Linked DNA regions of Homo sapiens: region 2 is linked to region 1. A link is a loop called in an ENCODE intact Hi-C map of the cell type or tissue named here. Cell type or tissue: Calu3. All regions are shown on one strand.

The links. Hi-C counts contacts between places; a loop is a spot of excess contacts. Peaks named below come from ENCODE experiments on the same cell type or tissue, not always from the same donor. Only the 100,000 strongest peaks of a DNase experiment are listed, where the experiment ranks them.
Region 2: a loop joins it to region 1, with 2.4 times the contacts of the local background. A loop is called at or near these places in 3 of 110 quality-filtered maps.

The regions. Positions count from the first base shown.
Region 1 is chr2:132,664,942-132,672,941 of GRCh38, forward strand. It overlaps LYPD1 (LY6/PLAUR domain containing 1), which reads right to left and starts at 5,264. Exons shown (of 3, transcript NM_144586.7): 1 at 4,940-5,264; 2 at 3,459-3,596. The coding sequence starts at 4,991. It overlaps NCKAP5 (NCK associated protein 5), which reads right to left. Exons shown (of 20, transcript NM_207363.3): 20 at 6,847-8,000. RefSeq lists an enhancer at 4,127-5,090. In Calu3, CTCF peaks have their summits at 3,738 (motif pointing right), 4,551 and 4,751; DNase peaks (open chromatin) are centred at 3,750, 4,550, 5,240, 5,900 and 2 weaker places.
Region 2 is chr2:132,980,605-132,988,604 of GRCh38, forward strand. The region is part of intron 7 of NCKAP5 (NCK associated protein 5); the gene reads right to left. Among named protein-coding and RNA genes, the nearest start is that of NCKAP5-AS1, 69 kb to the left of the region's middle. In Calu3, no CTCF peak of the experiment used is centred here; no DNase peak of the experiment used is centred here.

The DNA of each region.
Region 1 (8,000 bases):
AACTCATTAAGTGCAGAGCTAGTGAGAACAAGTCATTCATTATGCAAATATTTAAATATCAATTAGTAAGGACAATGAAAGAAGTTGAAATGAACCTTCCCTTCCCCACAGCCAGTACCTTATTATTCCAGAAATGACCAAAGGGAACAAGAGTGGTGGATAATAATCTCAGCACATAATAGCAATGTCACTCTGGGGAATAGGTAAAGGTTAATTTCAAACATACTTCCCAATGGAAAATTAAATGTACCTGCCTCAAAATTTTTAAGAGCTGAGTTTACAGACTTAGTCCAGAAAACTGAAGGCCTATGCATATTGCATGGCTGGTATTTTTTGGAAAGAGAACACCTTTCATTACTGCTTAATGTCAGACTGGCTTAGTTCATTAAATTTTCTTAGTCGATTTAAAGCCCTGGTTTTTCCACATCTATGAAAAAATGCAAGTCCACATAGCACTCAAACTTAAAAATCTCACTGGTTGCTTCCCAGATTCTTTTGACATCCACTTCATGGCCTGTCTACCTGGACTGTTAGGTGAACTTGGTGGATATGAAAAATGGCCTAAACTCTTTGAACTTTGCCTGGACTATCTTTTCAGGCAGACCTGGCAGGATATTTTACGACATGCTGGCTGTGTGGTATTACAGCAAAGGTGTTGGCCTGAGAAGCAGGCTTCAAGCGCCTCTTAGTAACAGTTGGCTGGTGAACTTGGACCAAGCATCTAATTTTCCTGGACCTTGCTTTCTTCCTCTGTAACACAAAAAGTTTTGTCCAGATCAGTTCTCAACTCGGGTCACCCCAGAATCATTGGGAAGTTTATAAAAGACCCATGGCCAGATATACCACAGACTATGAAATGGGCTTCTTTAAGCAGAGACCCAGGCATGTGGAGTTGAACAAAACTCCCAGCAAGATTCCAACATGCATCTTTAACTAGGAGTCACTGGGCTCTTTCAGCTCTAGTATGCTGAGATTCTCAGGACAACATATGTTATTGATCAAACTTGAAAGAAATTCTGACTTCAATTCTTAATAGCATCATTTAACAGGCATTACTTTCTCTGGAGAGGAGATGTTGACCATGTAATAGAATTACATGCTGACTGGCTGTGGCATGAGGAAACAAGATCCTGAAAGAGGACCACCAGATTTCACGAGATTCTATATGTGCAACCCACAGAAAAGAGTCAGATGCCTTGGGCGCTCAACAACAGTTAGCTCTTGTTAATATGATGATTATACTACAACTGTGTTCACTTAAAGTTTTAGGTTTGCTCTCTATCCTTATTGGCAAAAAATTAAATTGGTCCCTAATAAGTACATGGACATAAAAATGGAAGTGCTTTGGAGGTATAAGGCCCCCCTGGACATTGCTCTTTTGATGCAGAAACAGATCCGTTTGGCTTGTTTCTGTGGAGTTTAGGCTTAGAATGCCTTGCTTCCATGTGCACACACCCCGACCTAGCATCCTTCCCTTCAAAACTTTTTCCTTTGAGTTCATCGACTGCTTCTGTTTGTCAAACTTCACAATTGAAACTGCCTTATTACTTGATTCTGTCTCTACCTGTTGGGCTGTGACCTGTGGCCAGAGGGGCCTGGTTTGGAGACAAGGTACCTACCTTGTCTGAGCTTATAGAAAGCGAGCAACCTTAGGCCAGACACTTGAAGTCTGTGCTGAAGTTTCTGTGGATAAAATGGAAGTTAAAATGCCTGCTCTGCTTCTTTTACAGAGTGGTTTTGAGGACAGAATGAAGCAAGATGAAAAACAGCACTTTGAAAATGGAGTGTGTGGTATTCATCTTAGATACACTTTTAGAGAAGAAGAAATGTGTCTCAGAAAAAGGACCTCTTCTGACTCAAATTTAGCTTACATCCCCTTCTCAACCATATCCCAGGTGATAAAATATGACACCCAGGTAAGCAGTGGCCTTGTGGACTCTGAAGAAGTTCTTAACGTGTCCACGGCACATTCTCATTTTGTCTGGCTCTAAACTACTGTCTCAAGAAAGCTGCAAATATTTGAAAGTAACAATAAAGTGTTAACAGTAATTCTGACTAAAATCACAGCAGTCCCTCTGGTAGAAAGGCAGTAAATTCTTTGCTCAGGTAAAACGTAGGAAAGAAACACAAGTAGAAAAAAATCCCATTTGTTCAAATTATCCCTATCAATCTTAAGAATTATCGCCAAGTTTGTTTTGTTTTGCATCATTAATAGCCCAAATCCCACGTGCCAAAATAATGTTTACCGCATTTCTCGAGACAAGTTACCCTTGAGAGCCAGTATGTCTGAGGCTTCCCAGAAGAGTGATTTTGGTGCAACAAATAATGACCTATACAAACCAGCCCTTACAACTGCACACACACCACAACACAACACAGTGTCAAGCTAACATCTGCTTTCCAAATAACCATGAGGATAGCAATATGACATTTCCAGGCCCTTCTCTGAGAAGAAACGACTTTCCCAAGGTGTTGGCTTTGAAACTAGAGTCCTTGCATTGATTTGCCAGCGGGTAAAGGGAATCATATAACAGTTCTAATCACTTCACCGGGCTCTGCAGGCAGTTCACAGAACTAAAGGAAGTGGGGGCTTTGGTTCATTCACTATCAGCCATCAAGTTATGCTATTTCCCATCCTTTTAATATCCTTAAAATGGCAAGGTCTGTGTTTATGGTTTTGACCTTGAAACTGAAGTAACAGCTCTACCTATTCTCCCAAAGTTCCAGATATACTTTGGGGAACTTTGACTTCTGATAAGACAGCTGGGGTAGGGGGTGAGGAGAGGGTTGGAAAGTTCTACCTCAGTGAGAAGATTCTTGGTCAACTAGAGGGAGTGAGGGCTATCCCACAAGACCTCCCCTTCCCCCACAGGATGCTCAGGACTTCTTCTCAGCTAGCCAGCAGCTAAGCTGGTAGGGCTGAGAACGGCATTCCTTTGAAAGATCTTGGCAATTTGTGCCTGGAAGTTGATGCATTAGTTCTAAAATTAAACAAAGATCCTGTAGTGTTCTTCAAGGAAATATGGTGTGCCTCTATGACAAAACACATTTTTCAAGCTCTGACCTCTGGGAGCTTCAACTAGCTCCATATTTCAGGCTGACAATGCTCACAGGCTACTGTCTAGTTGCCCAAGCCAGGGCTGGTTAGCCATATATTTTCTACCTCCATCAGCTTTTAGCATAGGGAGGTGAAGGGAGTAAATAAAAAGAGGAGAGCCACTAATTTACATGCACTTCCCCTCCCAAGACCCTTGGGGAGAAGCCTTGGTAATTAACTCTAATGAGATTAAAGTAACTTGGAACTCTTCATTTTCCCAGCACTGTAAAACTAAATCTGCGATAACCAGTGTGTGGGCATTAAATCAAAGTCAGTCCTTTTTCCTGCTATTTAATGGCCCCCTCACTCCCACCCCACAGCCCAGGCTTAAGAGCGAGGGGGAGGGCTGCCAGGCTCTTACCGGCACTTTGCTCCATCACTTCTTTCTGACACATGTCTTGAACGTTCACCGTGCAATTCACAATGAACTCGGGGGAGGAGCAGTCGTTGTTCAGCTGGAATTCTTCACACTGGTAGCACTGGATTTGCAGCGCAAAGCCTGCGAGACAGACGCAGTCGGGTTCAGATCCGGCCCCCACAGAGCCCACCCCGGAAATCACGACCATCCCACGCCTCAGAGCCAGGCGGCTCCCAGCCTCTGGCAGGCTTAGACCACTCCTGGGTCTCCGGGTAGGGCTGGATGTGGCTGACACCGGCAGGGGGCGGCGCGGGTACCTAGGGTCCTACGGAAGAAAGTGGAATAGTGCCCGCCACCCCTGGACCCCGGCTCTAGACACAAAGCGCCCATCCATTACCACCCCAGGCCTTTTCCCAAGAAGTTGAAGGGAGGGTGGGGACGGTACCACCGCAAGAGTGAAGTAGCTCTGGAGATGTGCGTTAGCTCCAGCCTAAGCCAAAGGATTTGCCTAATTGCTAATTGGTTACAAATTACTTAATTACTATTTTGGCACCATTCGTGATTACATTCGCAGACGTCTTTTTAGTTTTTATTTATTTAATTTTTAAAGTCAGCGTTTCTGTGCCAGGGCTCTGAGGATCCCTGAGCGACCACCTGGGAACAACTTGGGTGGAGGTGCCAGACGCCAAGCGCTGCTGCGCCGCAAGTCCCCGAGCCCGGGTCGGCGGCCCTTCTCCGGGGCCGTCCCCGCGGCGACCCGAATGGCCACAGAGGGTGGGAAAGGGCGTTTGTGAGCGCGCGCACCCTGGATCCCCGACCCCGCAGCCCTTTCTTCCAGGCCCCGGCTTTCAGGACAACCGTTCGACTAGGGTCAGTGGTCGGGGTTCCAGCTCTGCAGAGCTTAGTCGGGAGCCAGTAGGCGAACTGGAGAGAGGACGCGAGACCTTTGCGCCTCTGGACGCTTCGGCCTGGCTGTTCTCGGTGTACGCGCTCCTGTCTAGACCCAACTACCCACGCTCCCGCAGCCCCACATCTATCGCACTCTGAGCGCAGCAACCCAGCTTCAGCGTGGCCGCAGGCTGCCTCGCGCATCGCTCACCTGTCGGCGGCGCCACTCCCACGGGGTGCCGGAGGCGCCAGACAACTTGGCAGGGTTCGGGAGATGTCGCCCCCTCTCCCTCGCCCAGAACCCAGCACCGCTCGGACCCTCCCTCCTCTCAAGCCCAGCTTCTCCCGACGGTGCAGCCGGACAAGCTGCAGCCCGGAGTCCCGCAAACCCGCCGCTCCCCGCTCTCCTCCTGCAGCGCGGGACTTGGACACTTTCCCAGCCTCGCGCCCCGGGGCACCAGTCGCGGCCGCCAACTCCCGCTGGGCAGCCCCAGCGCAGGGCTGGCCCCGAGGTGGGCGCCTTGGGGGCAAAAGGGCTGGCGGGTAGATGGATTGTGCGCACCTGGCCTCGGCTGCTGGCCTCTGGGTATTCTCACCTGGAAGCAAGAACAATCCGCAAAAAGTTGCCGCGATGCCTAGGACCCACATTCTCCCGGAGTCCCGGGGCCGGGAGAGGGCAAGCGCATCAGAGGAGGCGACAGCAGCGGAGGCTGCCCCGGCTGCAGCGGCTGTGGCTGCCGAGGCTGCTGGGGCCCGCGCTGCTGCCGCGGAGACGACGGTCGTAGCTTAGAGGAGCCGCAGGTGCCGCTCGCGGAGCCTGCATCGCCCGCGCTCGGGCTCCCGGCTGCGGGTCTCTGCTCCTCCCGCTCGCGCTCCCGGGCCGAGCACCGCGCCTCCGGAGTTGGCGGCTGAGACTGAAGGAACTACTGGCGATCGGGAGCACCCACAAAAGTCTCGCCTTTTCTCCCCACCTCCCACTCCAGGCATCACGTGACGGCTGCCGAGTTGGGGTGGGGGTGGCGGGCGGGGAAGGCTGGGACGGTCGCTTCACATCCCCACCCCCTTCCTGTCTTCCTCTTCTCCCGCCTCCGCACGTTCCTGGGAAAGGGGCGCCGGGGGGCGGGAGAGAACTGGTAGTTTTCTGAGATGGGGAGGTTGGGGGAGCGGCGAGGAGGGCGCAGCAGGTGCCGTGGGGACCTGCCGGGTGCGGACTAGGGTCTGAGGACTGCGTGCCCGGCTGGCCCTTCGCACATAGGAAGGCAGCCTCCCCACTCCACGTCCTCTGCGCCTTCCAGGACTGGTCGGTACCCCAGCGACTGGGTCCAGCCCACACAACTGAGGCTGTCCCGCTGCGGGCCGCGGGAGCCTGGCGCCCCGGGAGGCTGACAGGAAGGGCGCGCGTTCCCGTGCGCCTGGCAAAGTTCCACGCCCGCAGGCTCCGTAGGGTGTCCTGTGCAGCTGTGCCCCCTCTTCCTCCGCGAAGGCCTTCTGTCAAGAACCAGCTCGGCGTGGCCAATCTGGGTGGGGGTGTGGTGGGGACACTGCCTTAACTGTCTCACTTGCCCGGGCCGCCCTCCCTTCTCCCGCCTGCGCGCACCGCTGGAGGGTGCATTGACACCGCCCTGGTCGCCTAGCCTAGGAGAACGCCGTCCCGGGGACACCTGCCGTGAGGTCCTACCAGAAAGCAAATCAGGGTGAGGAAGAGGGTTGTTCTCCTCCATTCCTTGTCTCCCAAACGCCAGCCGGCTCCATTCTGCTTTCCCCAAAGCCACCGATTATTAGCACATACTCCCACGTCCTCTCCTGAAAGGCCATCCCAGCCTCGGACTCGGCCTCTGGCTGCTCCCCACACCCCTCAAATTCGTCTTCTTTCCGCAAAGTCCAAGTGACCCACCTTGCGGACTCCCGGGGATGCCCCGGTGCTATCTTCGCCTTCCTTCCCGAGCCTTGCAGCAGGTGGTGCGGGAGACCGCTTGCCCGCCGGAGTGCGTTGGTGCCCCCGCCCCCAATCCGCACATTCCCATCCCCTTTCCGCACATCCTTAGGGAGCATCCATTTCCGTGGAAATCGCCTCCTAAGCTTTAGCTCCTCTTCACCCTTTTCTCCCCCGGCCACTTCTGGGGGCAGCTCTCTCACGCCGGGACGCTGATCATTTATTTCTGCATCCTCCCAGCAGAGCTGGTCTGTAAAGGGGCTTAAATGACTTTCTTTGTAATTCCTCTGCAGAGATCGTTCCATATCTGCCTCAGGCTCCTTCTCTCCCTCCCTCCCTCCCTCTCCCCCTTCTTTCATTTCTATTTGGTTAACCCCTCGGGGAGACTGAAATGCTTTGACCATTACTCACCTGTCTGCAGACTCTGATCTTACAATTGGCTAAATTACTATCTCTGGAGCAAAAGGGCCAATTTATTTATTCCTTCTGGGAACCCATTGTAAGAGCACGTGTGAGTCATGATTCAAGTAACTGACTGGGCCAAAAGGTCCTTGAGCAAGTTATTTTCTGTTTTCAGAGGGTGCAAATGTGATATAACTTTTATTCAGAAAGGAAACAAAAAGATTTTTTAAAGTCTGAAAGACAAGGACATTTTACATAATTTTCATTTAAGATAAAATAAAACAAATTGCACAAATTAACCAAATAACACTGATCATACAATACTCTTTAAAGAAACAATTATGTGCTAAAGTAGCCATATAGATCCTAAAAATATTTCTATTGGGCCTAGTTTACAAGCTCCTGTACATAAGTAATTATAAATAGTTCACATCTAGAAAAAATACACATAACCTTTAAAATAGAATTTATCCTTACATATAAACAGTCTTTGTAGAAAAAAAAGGATATTAAAAAGAATTCTTCGTAGCACCATTAATTTTATTTTTAAAAGTGAACATTGCAAATAGAAATTTGTTTTCATTTTTAGAGTGCCCAGATTTTAATAAAAAGAGCAAGAAGATAAAAATCAAATAATATTCAGGATCATAGAGAAGCACTAAGTAAAAGACAATCTAAAGAAATGTCTGGAAGGAAAAACTGGTATTGGGAATAGAATTCGGTCATTTCTGATACAATGTCACACTCCCAATCAGTGTCCACACTTCAGGACCCTTTTCATTTTTCAGCAGAAGCAGAATGACACTTATTACTATCACCTGAATCTCTGGCAACGAATCTGAAATTACACTAAAATGAACATTTCCATCAAATTGAGATTTGTGAGATGGAGATGAGGAGGAACCCTCCGATTTTTTGGCAGGCCCTGTTGTAGGTTTACAGAGTGTACCCACAAACAATTTGAGGACCAGGACAACGAACTTCACAAAAACTTCAGTTGGGATTTTAAAAAATATATATTATCATCAACTTCTAAGACTTAGTACATTATTTCAAGAGCATGGCACTGATTCCATTTATTGCTGTCTTTTTTTGCTACAAATATAATTTCTCTTCCAAAAAATTTACAACTTCTGTACAAATATTCAAAAAAAGTGCAAAATTAAGGATTCTGTATCATAGATGTGTTTACGCTTAATCCTCTTGAAACACAATAAATGGAGTCTATCTTTATTGCCCTGTCAGAGAAATAAGCTCTGGTGGGTTGCCTGCTGTGAATTTGACAAGGAAGGCTCTGGTACTGCAATAGTTTATTGTTATCT
Region 2 (8,000 bases), 320 kb after region 1:
TCACCAGAGAGATGAACTTGCACTTTCTGCCCTTTCTATTTCAAAAGGTTAATGTGAGGTTCAAATGAGATGATGCTGCAAGAGTACCCTGTAAACTGTAAAACACTTTATTATTACTGTGTCAATTTTCACTACCAGTCCCCCAGTGGTGATGTTCAAAAGCTCAGAAGAAAAAAAAAGGTAATAAAAATGCACAGAAAAGAAAAATACAATAACAGTAGGGTTAGAATAATTAAATACAGTGACCCAAGAGAAATATAGCCTATTTTATATCTTAAGGGTATGTTTATAAATTATTTTTATAAGTACAATAAAAAAGGTTGTAGCAGGAAAGGAATTGTATTCAGGTGACCACTTATAGCAGAAGCTTATTAATACAGAACAAGGGATAGGCTTGGCCTTAATGGGGAGAAATGAGTTTCCTGTGCTAATTTATTAATTTAATGTGGAACAAAATTTATTAGGGGCTGAGGTGGGAAACCTACCAAATAAAACACAGAAAAAAGCACCTGTACATTTTGTAATAAGAAGGTTGTTAGTGGGAACTTGAGAGCTGTTTGTTACAAAACAATGGAATCATCATGAATGAGATTCTTGGCTCTTCGTTTAAACAAATGAAGTGAAAATATAAGCCATCATAAACCCCAATTCAACAGGCTTGTTCCCAAAGCCCCTTTGAACCTGGTTTGACACTTGGTGCATCCCACAGAAGGCATGCAGCAAATAGCCCTGAGACAGCAGGCCAGGCCCTCAACATTGACTTAAGACATACCAGCCTCAGGTCTGGATCCTGAGAACATGAGGGAAGGAGGACAGAGAGGATCCACAGTTTCTCTCTCCTTTTGCATGCATGTGGCATGTGACAAGCCCTAAAATGAGGGTTATAATTTGTAATTTGCATTTACTTGCTTTTTTCCTCACTTCTGTATCCCTATGCTAATTCCTAACAGCTCTTTCCCCCGGTTCACCCAGGGAACCATTAGGAATTAGTCTATTGAATAAGTCTAAGGTTTCACCCAGACTTATTCAATCACTGTAGAGGATTACAAGCTCCTAAATCACTTTAGGGAAATTATTTTCCTGTCTCCTTCCCCTTCGAATACTATGTCCTAAATTCCCGTTTTCTGAGATGGGTTGATACAGCAAACCCTCAGATTAACTGGTTCAAACTAATATGTGAATGATGCTCTCTGAAGTATCTGTCATCTTAATTTCTTTTGCTTTGGAATGATGCTTTATGGAGGAGATTTCAGAAAAACATATCTAAGTGAAAAATACTGGTAGCTGGAGTATGGAAACAACAGATTGTGCAGTGGAAGAAGACAGCACCAAAACAGCGTCTCCTGCCTAGGAATCTGACCCTGGGTTTGGCACTCCTGAGGTGTCTACATTTCTCACAGCTTCATGATTTTCTCCAATGCTAAAGCTTTAGGCTTACGAAAGGCATCCGTGGCACTGGCCATAGAAGTACAGTAAGGTGAGGCAGGAAGAATTTGGCTATGTGAAGGGGAAGAACAGTTAAGTAGATGGGGGATTAGCTGTATAATAATGATAATATCTACTGTTTATTGAATACTTAAAATGTGCTATGCACGCTATCATACATTATCTCTGATTGTTAAATGAAATTATGTCTAAGGAACCACTGGGAAAACAGAAATCTTTCCCTTTAGCCTCACTATACCCACTACATAGAAGAGGAAAGTGCAATTCCAGCTAATTAGGTTGCCCCAAATGACAAAACCAACTGAGGGAGAAAGCTAGGATTCATTTCCAGGTCTGCCTCTCCCTGAAACTTTTTCTCATTTAAATTCCTCTTCACAAATTCCCCAACCAGCACCTCTTATACATGTGGTCTTTAAGATGTGAGGGACTGCTGGGACTTCATAGCAGTCTTTTAAAAAAATATAATTTCAGCTTTTATTTTAGATCCAGGGGATACATGTGCAGATTTATTACCTAGATATATTGCGTGATGCTCAGGTTAGGGGTATGACTGATCCCATCACCTAGGTAGCAAGCATAGTACACTATAGCTTTTCAACCCTTGCCCCCTCCCTCCCTTTCCCCTATGGGAGTCCCCAGTATCTTTTGTTGCCACATCTATGTCCACAATTAGCCATTGTTTAGCTCCTTCTTATAAGTGACAACATGTGGTATTTTGTTTTCTGCTCCTGTGTTACAGGATAATGTAGGATAATGGCTTCCAACTGCATCCATGTTGCTGCAAGGAACATGATTTCTTTCTTTTTTATGGCTGGGTAGTATTCTGTGGTGTATATATACAACATTTTCTTTATCCAGACCACCACTGATAGGGACCTAGGTTGACTCCATGTCTTTTCATGAGATGTCTTTCCAATTGTTTGTGTCATCTCTGATTTCTTTCGGCAGTGTTTTGTAGTTTTCTTTGTGGAGATCTTCTACCTCCTTGGTTAGGTGTATTCCTAGGTATTTTATGGCCATTGTAAATGGAATTGCATTCTTGATTTGCCTCTCAGCTTGACTGTTACTGATGTATAGAAATGCTACTGATTTTTGTACATTGATTTCATATCCTGAAATTTTACTGAAGTCATTTATGAGTTCCAGGAGTCTTTTGGCAGAGTGCTTAGTGTTTCCTAGGTACAGAAGCATATAATCAGTGAAGAGAGATAGTTTGATGACTTCTTTTCCTGTTTGGATACCTTTTATTTCTTTATCTTGCCTAATTGCTCTGGCAAGGACTTCCAGAACTATGTTGAATAGAAGTAGTGAGAGAGGGCATCTGTTTCTTGTTCCAGTTCTCAGAGGGATGCTTCCAGTTTTTGCCCTTTCAGTGAGATGTTGGCTATGGGTCTGTCATAGATGGCTCTTATTATGTTGAGGTATGTTCCTTCAATGCCTAGTTTATTCAGGGTTTTTGTTTTAATCATGAGGGATATTATTGAAAGCTTTTCCTGCATCTATTGAGATACTCATTTAAAAAATGGTCTACAATTTCCCTTTCATCAGATTATTTCTTCCCTATGTTAATCTAGCTATTGCATGGAGAAAAGAAGAAATACTGAGTATTGTTTGCCTCTGTGTTTGAATGGATGGCTGACAGACTGACATGGGAGTCGGGAGGAGGGGGGCAACTTCAATAGACTTCTCTACTATCTCCACCCTTTCAGGGCCTAGGAGCTGACAAAGTCCTGTGCAGGGGGCACCTCTGGATAGTTTCACAGCTGGCACATGCCTAAAGTGATTTAGGATTAGATAGCCCTTCCCCTCCCAGGCCACAGCAAATAATTATTAGTGGAAGAAGAAACACCCTTTGAACTTCCATTGAGCATCCACATTCTCCCATGACCTGTAAGTCAAACTTCCTTAAGAATATTCTATGGAAAACTAAGCATGGTGGCTCACACCTGGAATCCCAGTGACGTTGGAGGCTGAGGCAGCAGGACTGCTTCAGCCCAAGAGTTCGAGACCAGCCAGAGCAACATAGTGAGACTCTCTCTCTCTCTAACAAAAGAATCTTCTCCCTGTGCCCTTCCTCATAGAGTTGAGCTGTCCAGAAAAGATCTTCAAGATCATGGAGTTGACTGATACTCACAATCATAGCAATGGTATTTGCATCACCTGGGGAAAATGTTTAACCATACTAAGGCCCAGTCTCAGCTGCCGGAGACTCTATGGAACTGTTCTGGGTTGAGGCCCAGGTGGGTTGTGAACCCCAATCCATCACAGCCCAATCCCTTGTCTTACAACCGAAAGCTGTAAAGGGGAAGATGGCCACCTTTCTAGACCCAGAAACTGCTCCAGAGGGCCCAGGAACAAGCTTCTAAGCCACAAAGGTTGTGGTTCTGCCTCCTCAGATATGCCTGTCAGGCCAATTAACACCTGAATCTTGCAATGGCTTAAATGCCAACAGCAGACCCCTGGCCAGACCATTTTCCTTTCACCCCACACCTGGCAATTTCTCTTCATCGCCATGCTGTGCTCGCCGTGCAGACAAAATCAATAAGGACAATATAGCTAAAAGGTTACCATATAGCAGAGATCTCAGTAATGAAAGTGTATGTTTTTTTCCAGCAGGCCTGTTCCACTTCTTTCTTAACTATTTCCTCATTCCAAAACTATATTTCCTGTCACAGCCTATTTTCTCTCCATTTCACAAAGCATTAATAAGCCAAGTTCTAAAAAAACAAAAGACAGTTTTTTAGCCACAAGTGAATAAAAGTAAGGTCAAAGTTCAAGGACTGATATCATCGTGATTTTGCTCTGTTCAAATTCATTTGTTTCTTAGACCAGGAAATAACTGATATACCTGGTTAATGATCTAGAATGCCCCAAGTATTTGCTCAAGCTGCACACTTACTAAAGGGCAACATCTTTTGGATGGTAGCCACAGAACCTCCTGACCTGAAACAATATTGGGTATTCAAAATAAAGGCTGGCTCTCTGCTGAGATGAGCTGGGGAAACAGCGGGTACATACATTGGCAATAACCAGCTCACCTGTAGTAAGAGAAGGTGCTTTTCCAGGGCACCATTTTATTCACAGGTTATATTTGTTTTAACAGAGAGACCATATTCTGCTTTTACTTGGTTAAGAACTCGGTTCAGGGTCAAAACGTCTAATAGGAAAAGCATTCGTGTCTGAGCACAGAATTTAGGTAGAAATTGAGAACAAGAAAGTAGAGTCAGAACCCATTAAACCAGGGATTTTAAATTCCGGAGAAGAATGTACATATCTATTTCAACTCTTAGTGATGTTATTTAAAACTCTTCTATTCCTTTCAAAGTATTTAACATGACTTTGGATGTACGAGACAAATACTTTTTAGTTAGTGTGCCAGCCAGCAGGTGCTCTCAAATGAAACTGTTTTGAAAACTTCTGGATATCTGGGAAATATTTCTGTAGGATGTAGAATAAAAAAATTCACCTTATAGAATAATTTCAAAGAGAAAAGGAAGATTCATCTTGTTTGAAAGACATTATTTTTGACTGACCTGAATCTAAGCACACACTTTGGTTATGAGAAATTCCGCCTTCTGTATCTGAACTTGTTATATGAACAGTGGATGCCACTTAAAACAAAAGAGGAAGAAAGAAATCTGCTTCCTCAAGGAAGAGTTTCAGCCCTTTAAATCTTAACACACAATAAAAATACTCCCATTACCACCATCACCCACTTCAGCAGCTATTCGAAGTTCATAACAATTCATAGAAAAGAACAATTGCTTAAAGCAGAATCAAAAACCCTTGAGACTTCTCAAGATTATAGGCCACAGACATAAATAAAAGCTCTCAATAAAAATACTTTATAACCTTATTGTGTATTAAAATGTTATAAATAACTGTGCAAAGACTTAGCCACTCTATCAACAAACAGAATTTTAGATTTCTTTTCCCAGCCTGTGTGCACTCAGTCACTCAATGTACTCACTGCCGATCTACATATTTACAGTTGTTTACCACATTTTGTTAAGGCTTAAAAAAAAAATAAGGAAAGAGAAAGGAAGCACTTTCTAAAGAACTGTAAATTACAATTGAGCTCTCTTAAGAGTTCACTTATCTTCGCTGATTAACTTCCAGGGTACTTACTGAAACAGGTGTTGTGTGTATAAAAATCAGTATAGATGAATATAGCATGTGCTGGAGTGAGACTTTGGGCTGTGAACTTCACTTCAACTCTATTTTAACCTTTTCAAAATGAGGGAAAAGGTTATGGTGAAATGAATAGGTGTTGATGTACCTCACTGGTTCCTAGCACAGATCTACGGACAAGAGGAATCAAAATGATCTGTCAAACCTGGAAACAACAAAACCAAGCAGAGTACCAGCCCGCATCACTTGAACTCAGTAGATTTAAGGAGATGCCCATACAGCAGATTCTGTTGCAAGTCCCTCAGGTGATTCTGATACTCAGTCAGGGCTGAGATGAACTAGTCAGGAACTTTCCAGTTCTTGAAAACCACAAACACTTCAATTTTGCCTTGTGTGTACATATGTTCATGAAAATAAAATCTATTATGTTAGAAATTTGGCAAATATACATTTTATACTAAAGATATTGCTATTTAAAGGAGATTTCTTTTAAAAAAGATATCTTTTATAATTGATAGTTTAACAATATAATTTTTCAACCCTAACTTTTCTCTCCAGTGTATTTAAATTTTGGAGTTTGCTTAAAGTATACTTAAATCATTACAAGGAAAGAAGGAAGTTGTATGGCAGACAAACCTGACAGCAATAACTTAAGCATACCCTGAGAATGACCCTAGGGTGTAAGAGGAATGTGTGTTTGGAGTTCCAAACTTATGAATCCAGGAGTGGACAATCCAGGGATTCATTCCTTATCAATGAGGAACATCAGAACCCAGGACCCATCCTATGGAACACAGGCTGGACAGGTGATCGAGGCCCTCTGTTTTGGGTTAGATGAAAGTTGCCAGGTGGAGGTTGCTAGGCGGAGGGTGCTAAGTGAAAATGCTATATAAACTGCATGCTTTTTGCCAGCAGTTGTGGTTCTCCTGTCCAGCCTGCAGCCACTAGACCACCCTGTATGTAAGTTCCCTCAATAAATCCTGTGTGTCCTCCACTGGCTCTGGGTGTCTTCTTTGTCTTCTCGAACATGGTGCTGTCCCTACTGAAGTTAATAGGGGTCTGGCACAACAAAGGTAAAGTTCAAAGTCAAAAATTTCCTGCCACCTCTGTTAAGAATTATAGTCTGTGGAATAATATCTCTGCCAGGCAAGTCTTGGGCTTCAGTCAGGAAGGTCTCAGGCCATGTCATGTGCTTTCCACATACCATAAAAGGAACTGGATATATATTTCATGATTGATAAACTTAGGGATAACTGGAAAAGGGTCTCTTTCCCCATGCTTAATTACATCTAAGAGTATGTTTAAAGAATTATTTAAGGAAAAAGTAATTATGATGTTCAGTTAGATCACTTTAAATGGAAATAACTTGGAAACATACTACATTGCTCTAGATGCAGACTAAGGGATCAATGACTGAAAAAAAAGAACATCTTTGGAAAGAATAGAGCTGGGCCCAGAAAACACAACAGCTCAGGGCTCTTTAAGAAGGTGGGATAAAGAGGTAGAGAGAACCAAAAACTTGGACATCACTGAAATTTTGCTGATCACTATACTTAACCTCTCTATGCTCTCCACTGGGGCAATGACTCACCAAGCACTCCATTTTTATGGCAGTCTACCCAGCTAATTAAAAGGGTGCAAAGGATGTCGAGTGACCTAACATTGGTAATGTGTAACTTTGGGCCAACTATTTAATTTCTCTGTGCCTCAGTTTCCTCTTCTGTAAAATAGGTGAAATTACAGTAACTCTTTCAAAGCGTTTTATGAAAATTCAGTGAGTTCATACCTGTAGAATGATCAGCAGCATAGTGACTGGTACACTGCAGGTGCTCAGTAAGTGTTAGATAGTATTAATTAGGTCAGATAAGTGGTCTATGCTATACCTCATGTAGTCCAGGCCTTATAGCATTGGGAAGAGTAGTGCCAAAATCCCAGCATTCTAAGAGCAAGAGGAAACCCTTGAAGTTATTGTTCTGTTCTAAGGGTTTCACTTGGTTTAGCACATGTTTCAATCATTCTACATACGTAATCCCAGCACTTTGGGAGGCTGAGGTGGGCAGATCACGAGGTCAGGAGATCGAGACCATCATGGCCAACACGGTAAAACCTGTCTCTACTTAAATATAAAAAATTAACCAAGCGTGGTGGCACACGACTGTAGGCCCAGCTACTTGGGAGGCTGAGGCAGGGGAATTGTTTGAACCCAGGAGGCGGAGGTTGCAGTGAGCCAAGATGGTGCCACTGCACTACAGTGTGGCTACAGAGCAAGACTTTGCCTCAAAAAAAAAAAAAAAAAAAAAAAGCCATCACTTACAGACTAAGAGATTTCCCATAAAACTTGAAATTGTATCTTCTTGAAACATGTGGCGATCTTTCTGCACTGGTGTGTTTCTGGGTTGTCTGAATCTGCTGCCACTGAGCTG